Linked DNA regions of Mus musculus: region 2 is linked to region 1. Evidence: chromatin loops called from intact Hi-C (ENCODE). Cell type or tissue: left cerebral cortex. All regions are shown on one strand. Each heading gives the region's core, and the rest is flanking DNA. Links, peaks and the distances in the headings are about the cores only. Region 1 holds the start of Rbm24 (RNA binding motif protein 24). Region 2 has its middle 54 kb from the start of Rbm24.

The links. A loop is a pair of places that touch in the nucleus more often than their neighbours do. Peaks named below come from ENCODE experiments on the same cell type or tissue, not always from the same donor. Only the 100,000 strongest peaks of a DNase experiment are listed, where the experiment ranks them.
Region 2: it touches region 1 in a loop (4-fold over the local background); 8 of 42 quality-filtered maps call a loop at or near these places.

Annotation. Positions count from the first base shown.
Region 1 is chr13:46,415,746-46,420,130 of GRCm38, reverse strand. It overlaps Rbm24 (RNA binding motif protein 24), which reads right to left and starts at 1,831. Exons shown (of 4, transcript NM_001081425.1): 1 at 933-1,831. The coding sequence starts at 1,100. In left cerebral cortex, for the core only: no CTCF peak of the experiment used is centred there; DNase peaks (open chromatin) are centred at 1,173, 1,568, 1,787, 2,344 and 1 more place; H3K4me3 peaks cover 2,143 bases; H3K27ac peaks cover 1,957 bases.
Region 2 is chr13:46,361,628-46,366,012 of GRCm38, reverse strand. No RefSeq gene overlaps it. Among named protein-coding and RNA genes, the nearest start is that of Rbm24, 54 kb to the left of the region's middle. In left cerebral cortex, for the core only: no CTCF peak of the experiment used is centred there; DNase peaks (open chromatin) are centred at 1,959 and 2,361; H3K27ac peaks cover 850 bases.

The sequences.
Region 1 (4,385 bases), core at 134-4,133:
AAAAAAAAAGCAGAAAGAAGAAAGGAAGGAAGGATCTCCCCCGCCCCCCACCCAAAGTCCTAAGGGTGCTAATGTGGGGCCTAACAGAGATTGGGAGCCACCATTCTGAATTCGCGCGGAGATTTACCTTTTACATTCCCACCGGGGCCCCAGAGGTACTGTGGGCTTTAAACAAAGTCCAGCCCCAAACCAGCTGGTTACTCCCCAGCGACAATAGCGATTGCCCTGCTCCTGGGCTCTCAGCTCTTTGGGCTGCTGAATTCGCCCCTTTAAATCTCCAGGAAGCTTAATGTGCTGTTTCAGTTAGGCAAACACCCAGAGGTGCAGCTTTTTCTTTTCCTTTTAGAATCTACCTTTGCAATTTAAAAGATAGTGATGTAAAGTGTGTGTGTGTGTATGTGTGTGTGTGTGAGTGTGTGTGTGTGTGTGTGTGTGTGTGTGTGTGTGTGTGTGTTAGCTCTAGCCCTCCCTGGGCCTAAACAACACACACACACACACACACACACACACACACACACACACACACTGTTTTTTTTTTTTTTTCTTTTTTAAACAAAGCACCAGCTCACTTAACAACCAGCCTCCAACCTGGGAATCCACAGTGAGGGGCTCTGCTTCCTCCCTCCCAACTCTCCACATCTCCCATCTCTCCTTCCCAGGCTCTCGGGGCCACCGAAAGAGCATGGCCTCAGGTCCTCTCTGTACCCCACGAGGCAGCCACGGCCCTTCGTTTCTCCAAGCCCCATCGCACTTAAAGTTTCAGCTTAGCTCCGAGTGAACGGGCGTCCCGCGAGGTCCCACTGTGCCCCTTATCCTAATCTCTGCCTCCCCAGGGCCTGGGGCCACTTGCTCCCTGCTGGCCTGATCGCTTTGGCCAGGACCTCTCTTAGTTGCTCCCCACCCACCCTGAGTCCTTCTTCCACGTAACTTACAAATCCGTAGCCCCGGGACTTGCCGGTCTGCCGGTCTGTGATGACCACCGCTTCCTCGATGTCTCCGAAGACCTCAAAGTACTTGCGCAGGCTGGCGTCGGTGGTGTGGTAGGGCAGCCCTCCCACGAAGATCTTGGTGTACGTCGTGTCCTTCTGGGTGGTGTGCATCTTCGCGCCCGCCCCGCGGCTCGGGCTCCGGCTGCGGCTGCGGCTGCGCCTGGTCCTCGGGCTCCGCGTCTCCCGCAGCGCGCGGCGGCCGCCGGGGGCCGAGGGCGCGCGCGGGGGCGAGGGGGCGGCGTGGGCGCTGGGCGCGCGGCTTCCCAAGTGGCCCACTGTCCCCGACACTCGCCCAGGCGCTCTGCTCCAGTCCCCGCGTCCGGTCACTGTCCAGACCTTCCGGATCGTCCGGGTAACCAGCTCCGTAGCCGCGGACTGTGGGAGCCTTTTGCACTCACGCCGCGTGAAAGTAAAAATAAAATAAAAATATTTTTTTTCTTAAATGCAGAGAGGGTGGTGGTCTCCAAGTCCAGAAGAGGTAGATGGTTCTTTCTCAAAAAATCGAGTGGCTTAGTGGGATGGGGGTTGGCTCAGAGGCTACCGTGTCCCGGGGGCGCGGAGGTGGCAGCTGGGGGCGCGGTGCTGGGCCCGGCTCGGTCTGGGAACCGTCCCTTCTGCTTAGTAGCTGCCACACCAGTGCGGACGGAGGACCGCTCTCCAACCCTCTATTCCTTTTTCCCCAGCGGCCCTGGGGGTCGACGCCCGGCTGGGGAGGGGGCGGGCCGGACGCCTGCGATTGGCCGGGACAGCACCTGGGGCGCCCGGCGCCGCCGCCCCCCAGCTGTTGGGAACAGCTGCTTCTCTCCCCGCGCGCGGGCGCTGGGTCGCCTGGCTGGGGCTCTGGCGCTGTTGCTGGGGCAGAGTTGGAAACGGCTGGAGGCGGCCTGGCTCTGTTGTTGCCTGCTCCTACTGGTCAAAGTCGCAAAGACCCCTGGCGATTCCCGCAGGGACCCAGAGTGAGCTGATTGACGCTCCGAAGCAGACCACGCTAGCTTCTTGCTAGGCCTCGCTGGCACGACCAGTTGACTTGAGAGTCCCCCGGGGCCTGGGGTGGTTTGTACAGAGGCCAGTCCCCTCCCAAACACCTGGGACCAAGGAGATCTGTCTCTAGCGTCTGAACCGTGAGAAGAACTCTCAAGTTTTCTTAGCCCCCAAAAGCTGGTGCTGTGGGTAACCAAGAGGAAGAGCCCCAGGGATGTTATGTGGTGGGGTGAATAATAATAATAGCCCCTAGCATTTGGGAATGCTTGAGAAAAACTTTGGCTTTAATGGCTCACAGCTAGCAAAGGGTGTCTGTATTCATCTGGCCCTGCTGACTACTGCAGAGGACCATGAATTAGTACTGTACCTCCCACGATCATCAAATTTGTGCTTCCTGCCTAACTTAGTTATTCAGGAAGATGGGTACAATGTCTGTCTCAACACAAGTCGCTCCCACCTCCGCCTTTTTTTTTCCCCACTAAGCAAAGAATCTATTTCCTTCTATTTGAATTGCAGAACGGTTAGTGAATTGACCTCATTTATTTATCCGGATATAATTGTAAAAAGTATGATTTCTTTTAAAAGGGTGGGGGCTGTTACATAACGATGGATTTCTACCAGCAATTCTGGAAGCATAGATAGAATACACTAAACGTAGTATATGTTTATTAATTTAAGCCAGCTCGTTGGCAGTTCTTATGCTCAATAGGGCTTTAAATTAATGACGCTTTGAAATCAGCCCATCATATTTAAGGTTTAGATTAAAATACCCCTCCCCCTTATTTTGAGACAGGGTATTGTGTATCCCAGGCTGTCCTTGAACTTCCGGTGTATCATAAAGATTACTTTGAATTTGAACTTCTGATTCTTCTGTCTCAGAGTCCTGAATGCTGGGACTGCGGGCATGTGCCCCTTCTCTGGGTTTATGGGAAGCTTTGGGAAGGAGCACAGGGCTTCCTTCCTGCCAGGCAAGCACTCTGCCGACTGAGCTACATCCCCAGGCCCCCGATGAAAGTATTTAATGTAAGCAGAACATTTCACTCTCTGCCCTCACTGCACAAGCGGGTTTTGCTCCGAGAGGCCAGTGTAGTCCCAACACTAGTTGCCCCTGAGCTACATCTTTTATTTCCTTTTAAACAGGTCAGTGTATTAACCGATAGAGCCCCACAGACATACCCCAGTTACTTTCCAGGGCACCTTAGCTGTCAACCCCAGCCAATGAAGAATGTGGTGTGTGCAAAGGTGAATGAGAATTACTAGCAAATATTCTGGTAGGAAATCTTCAATTCATCTTGCTGATTTCCACAGGAGGCTGCCCGAGGTTATCGGGGTCAGTTTGAATCCTCAGTGAGAGAAAAGGAAAACTAAGAAATCTCGCTGTGGTTAATCCTGGGGAGAAAAATTAAGCAGTTTATATAATGTAAGTATTTTATACGAAGTGTTGACTCTTTAATACAGTTCCTCGTGTTGTGGTGATCCTCCAACCACTAAACTATTTTTGTTGCGACTTCTTAACTGTAATTTTACCACTGTTATGAATAGTAACAAACTATCTGTGTTTTCCAATGGTCTTGGAAGGTCACGACCCACAGGTTGAGAACCACTGTTGTAGACGCCGGCCCCAGTGTGAAAATATAAATCTTTGTCGCTGTTTAAGTGAAGTACTAGTTCAGAAGGGACTCTGTGCTCGAAGGACAAAAGATAATTTTTAAAAGTAAGAAAGCAGACCCTGACACAGAAGACGTATGCTTTCGAGTATTTAATATTCATCTTACGGTGTCATTTCACAATTATAGTACTTCACTGAAGCGCAGGCGGGCAAAAGCCTCTGAGAGGGGAGGCTTTTTGTCTACTAAGAAGTCCCAGACACTGTGTGCCATTGGATGACTTGTCTTCCTACATGGGTAAGAAGCCAACCCAGCCTGCAGGCAAAGAGAGTATCTGGGAGTGCAGCCAGGCATTTGGATGGTGGTCTCTAGGCAAAGTGGAGAGAGCTAAGAGGAAGGTTTTACCCCCACAACGGGATAGACTATCCTAGAGCTCAGCCTTCGGGAAGAAATACACTCTTTACTTCGAGGACTGAGGAAGCAGCTTAGTGGGAAAAATGCTTGGTGTGCAAGTGCTAGGACCTGAGTTCAAATCCCTGTATCGCCACGAATGCTAACTGTGCTGGCACATCTTGGCCAGCTTCTGGTCTCTGTACACACACACACACACACACACACACACACACACACACACACATACACACGTGGGGGGACAGTGAAGGGGGGGAGAAGACTTGTATGTCATCATTCTAGAGAAAATAACACAGATAAATGTACTCCCTTAAGTCCCCTGAGATCCCACTGGAGTGACTTTAGAAAATATTTGACACTTTCGTCTGAAATTATTTCATTTTGAACAAGATGATAT
Region 2 (4,385 bases), core at 120-4,119, 54 kb after region 1:
GAGAACTGAACTGCCAATTTCCAGATGACACAGACAGAAGTTGCAACAAAGAACCTTTCTAAACAGGTCCACTCCCTCCCCACCCTTTCTTTTCCACTACCTCTGGTGGGTGGTAGGCTAGAAGGGAGGTTAAAGCATCTAAGAACCATCATTAAAAGAAGACTTTGAAAAAATCAAAGTTACAGTCTTAGGTCAATTAAAGTATGTGTGTCTTTGACCTAGAACTTGAGTTACAAGGGTGAGGACAAAGGGGCAAATGTAGAAACTTTTTTTTTTTGTGCTCCCTCAATGTAGAAAAATGTGAACCAAACCTTTGATTCTGACACATCCCTGGCTCAAACCAAAGCTTTCTCTGAAATATTTCTGCTGATGCAACATGTAAGAGCATATTATTCATCCACCCTGGTTTCCTCCTCTTTTATGGCAATCATTTAAGTTAGAACTTATCAAAATCCCCATGTTCATAAGTCATAAACCTGGGAGCAGTCCTATAAATGGTACGTATATCTCTGTGTGAAGTCACATGGCTTATACATCCTAGTATCAGTCTAGGAGATCAAATTTCATGGGGCTAGCCTAGAGTGACTAACCATTGATCTATGTGCTTGACAATGTTCCAAAGTCAATGCCATGTGAGAGGCAGTCAAGAGACACACAATCAGAACTTGGAGGGAGAAAGAACAGTCAGACAGTAATGTTAGGCAATGACGCACTAAAGAGATAGGTTTTTGTTTTAGATTTTTTTTTGTTTTTGCTTTTGTTTTTTGTAAGCCTAAGTTTTGAATTTGTAGAAGACATCTCTGCCTGGTTGTATGTGAGTAAATTTTTATTATGTCTTTAAAAGTAGAGCCAAAAATTGCATAATCTTCATCTCTTTCAAAAAGTCAGGGTCTTTTTCTGGCAAAAACAAGATTTATTATTTCAAAGAAACCATTCTGACACACACAGGATAATCCCTGACATTGTTCTAGGCATTTTGTATAACTCTCTTCTTGATTCCTTAAAACAGCTCTTTGACATGGCATGGTTTTCATCTCAAGAGAGAGGAGAGAAAGAAGGAAGAAGGGAGGGGCGGGAGGAAGGAGGAAGGCATGGAAGGAGAGAGGGAGGGAGCAAAGGAGATAGAGGGAAAGAGGAGGAAGGAGGGCAGGAGGGAGAGAAGGAAACAAATAAAGGAAAAAGGAAGTATTTCTTTGAGTATTTATTTACTTCCATCTCTTTGTCAGCCTTTGCTCCTCCCAGCATGCTTTGCCGCTACCGTCCTCTATGTAGAGTTTCACTTTCACCTATGTTGTTTCGTGTGACTCATGTCAGAACACGTTTCTGTTGCTTTATACTTCTGTTCCCACACTTCTGCTACAATATGGTTTCCTTGTCGATGAAGAATAGAGCCCCAACTTGATGGGGCACGTGGCAAAGCTCAGCTTTGGGTGAGAATCTCTTTAGCTTTGACAATGAAAACTGATTAGAAGTCATCAGGAGAATACCCCCAAGAGAGGCCCAAGAATCACCTCAGGAATCAGTTATGCTTCTGCCCCAGTGTGGTGCCATCACTGGGAGCCAGTGGGGGAGAGAACACTGAAGTTCAGTTGAAAAATGAAAAAGGGTGAATATGTAGCCAGCAGCTACAGGTAGGCTTTGGAGTTCTGTTCTGAGATATGACAGTTGGCCAATATATGTGAGAGATGCTAGTTACCATAGCAATGAGCACAGCAAGCTCTCTCTCTCTCTCTCTCTCCCTCTCTCTCTCTCTCTCTCTCTCTCTCTCTCTCTCTCTCTCTCTCTCTCGGGTTTATGAATCCAAATCAATAAATGTTTATAAATAACTCTCCAATTGGCCCAAAGAAGTAAAAGCATGAGCCAGAACAGCCCTTCTGTCCTGTGAACGTGAGTCATGGTTATGTTGGCCACATTCTGGGGACAGAAAAAGGCTATCCATGGAATAAACAATTGGCCACATCATTTTCTTTGCAAGAGTGCTTGGGAGAGAAAGCTGCTGAGTGAAAAATCCATTGCTCATGCTTAATGACAACAAAGAGTACTAAACACGCACAAGCAAGAAGCCTAGAGACGAAGCAACCCAGACCACGTGCTGCTGTGGAGACAGATGCTAGGCCTAAAGACGGCAGGGAGGCCATGGGACCTAGGGGGCTATGCTAGAGTCCAGTGGTATAGGTACCGACCTTACCTTGACTGTGCATTGGCTCACAATGCCCTACGGTATGCAAGTCAGAATTCATACAAATGTGGAACTTCGACTCAAGAGTCCCAACAAAAATCAAATCAGTCCACCAGCAGCCAGGAAAACGCTTTCTTTCTATAGCGTTGCAAACAGATGGCTGAACAGCCTCTCTCAGAAGATTTTTGGTGAAAGGGAAAGTTGTTTTCCTCCCATCTTTATCTAGTAGCTGTTACATTCATTTCCCGAGCCAACATTTTCTCTAGCTCCGCTTCCTTAACTTCTGCCTGTCTAACTTTGTTCTTGGCTGGAGGAAGATCTCACCTAGGAGGTGCTTATTCATGGCGGCATTTCAAGCCCCTGAAAGCCACCACCTCATCCTTCTTTGGTTTTCTACTGTTGCTGATAAGCTGTTCTCTCTCTCTCTCTCTCTCTCTCTCTCTCTCTCTCTCTCTCTCTCTCTCTCTGCCCCATCTCAGAATTCTCTTGACTTGTCAGATCTCTTCTCAAAATGTGAACACTCTCAGAGCAATCTGTACAAATCCCCAGATGGGGGTTAGAATTTCAGAGCCCAGGAAAACTGTCTTCTGAACCTTCTTTGTCTGTGGCTATGGCTTCTTTCTGGCTCTTTCTTCTTTCTCTTCTTCTCTTCCTTCTTTCTTCCCACGCTGAGCTGTTAGCACCAAGTAGATTGAGTCACACAGGAATCCCATCTTAATGCAGAGAAAATTAATAGGAGTTATTATATATTTTACCCCAGCGAGAATTCAACTGAGGCAGGGATTCCCTAGCAAGCCACCAATCGGAGTAATAAAGAGGAATAATTGTTCTCATCACTGGGACAAAGACTTTAGCTAGTCAGCATCAAGTGGAGGAGGAATGATTGCCCAAAGATTAGAGGGATGGTAGAGAACAACAGACCCTCATCCCAGTGTCTCGCTCCTTCATTCGGACTCCACAGTGGCTGGACTTCACCATCAAAAGGCCTCTCTGCTTTGTTGCTTTTCCCATGAAAGGTCATAAGTCTCCCACAGTTTAGTGTAAACGAAGAGTAAAACTTAGGGTGCTAAGGGAACACTGACTGACTAGATTGGATAGGAGGGGCAGAATAAAACTGAGGCAGAACATTCCAAGAAAGTGGGGTGGCATCAAAGCTCTACTGTGTTTTGCTTACCTGTGATCCTGATCTCTATGGCTAGGGTAGACAGAGAAGCAAATAATGCCAAAGAGCAGAGAAAGGAGATGGATTCAACATAACCACATTAGGAAAAAGAACAAAGGGGTCCAAGGACCCCCAAGTCCATCTACAGGGCCTTGACATCAAGGTTTAGGTTTAAATAGAAGGACAGGAACAATTACTAAGCAGTCCTGGTCAAGGTGTGGTCCAGCTCACCACCCCCTTTGACTGTTCCTGCCTGGGTTCCAGTCTCTCCCGCAAGGTGGCCTTACGCGTTGTCAGAGCTGCATGAAACCTCTAAGAGACAAGCTCCTCCTCCGGTTGGCCCCTGGGCTCCAACCTTTCCATTTCCCCAGCAAGAGGCTCCAGTTTCTCAGGATCCACTGCTTCGGTTGTCTCTGAGAGCTGAGGGGCAGGGCACACGAGTCTCTTTAGAATAACTGTATCCCTGGCAGGATGTTTAAACCATCTCTGTCTGGCCCTTTCCAAATATTGTGAGGAAAGAGCGTATGCCCTGAGCTGTTCTACAACTGGAGGTTTGAGGGAAATCGTAAGTCTAGAGTTGTTGACAGAGGCAGCAACCTGCCTGTGCTGCTAGTTCTTCGCCTGATATTAGGGTTTACACCCGCAGGGTCTCTCCACTCTATTGCAATAAAGCCAGCAGCAGAGACTGGGGAAATAAACAAGGTGGGAGTCACTCCTTCCTAATCCTTAGAGCTTTGCCCAGAGAACTTGGATGATGACGGACCACAGACATGAGCAGCCCCAGGGTGCTAAGATTATCTATCTGGACTAGCAGAGGAGACTTTAAAAAAAAAATAGAAAAAAACTAGATTGGAAACACATACGACTTCATTTTTTATGTGCACATATGTGTATGCATGCATTTATGTGCATGCATGTATGTATATGTGCACTTGCATGTACGCATGTACGTGTCTTTACATATGCAATGGAAGCATGTCAGAGAAAGTTCTAGAATCTGAGATTTCATCTAGGGGCAAGAGGTAACTAGAGCACACGTTAGAA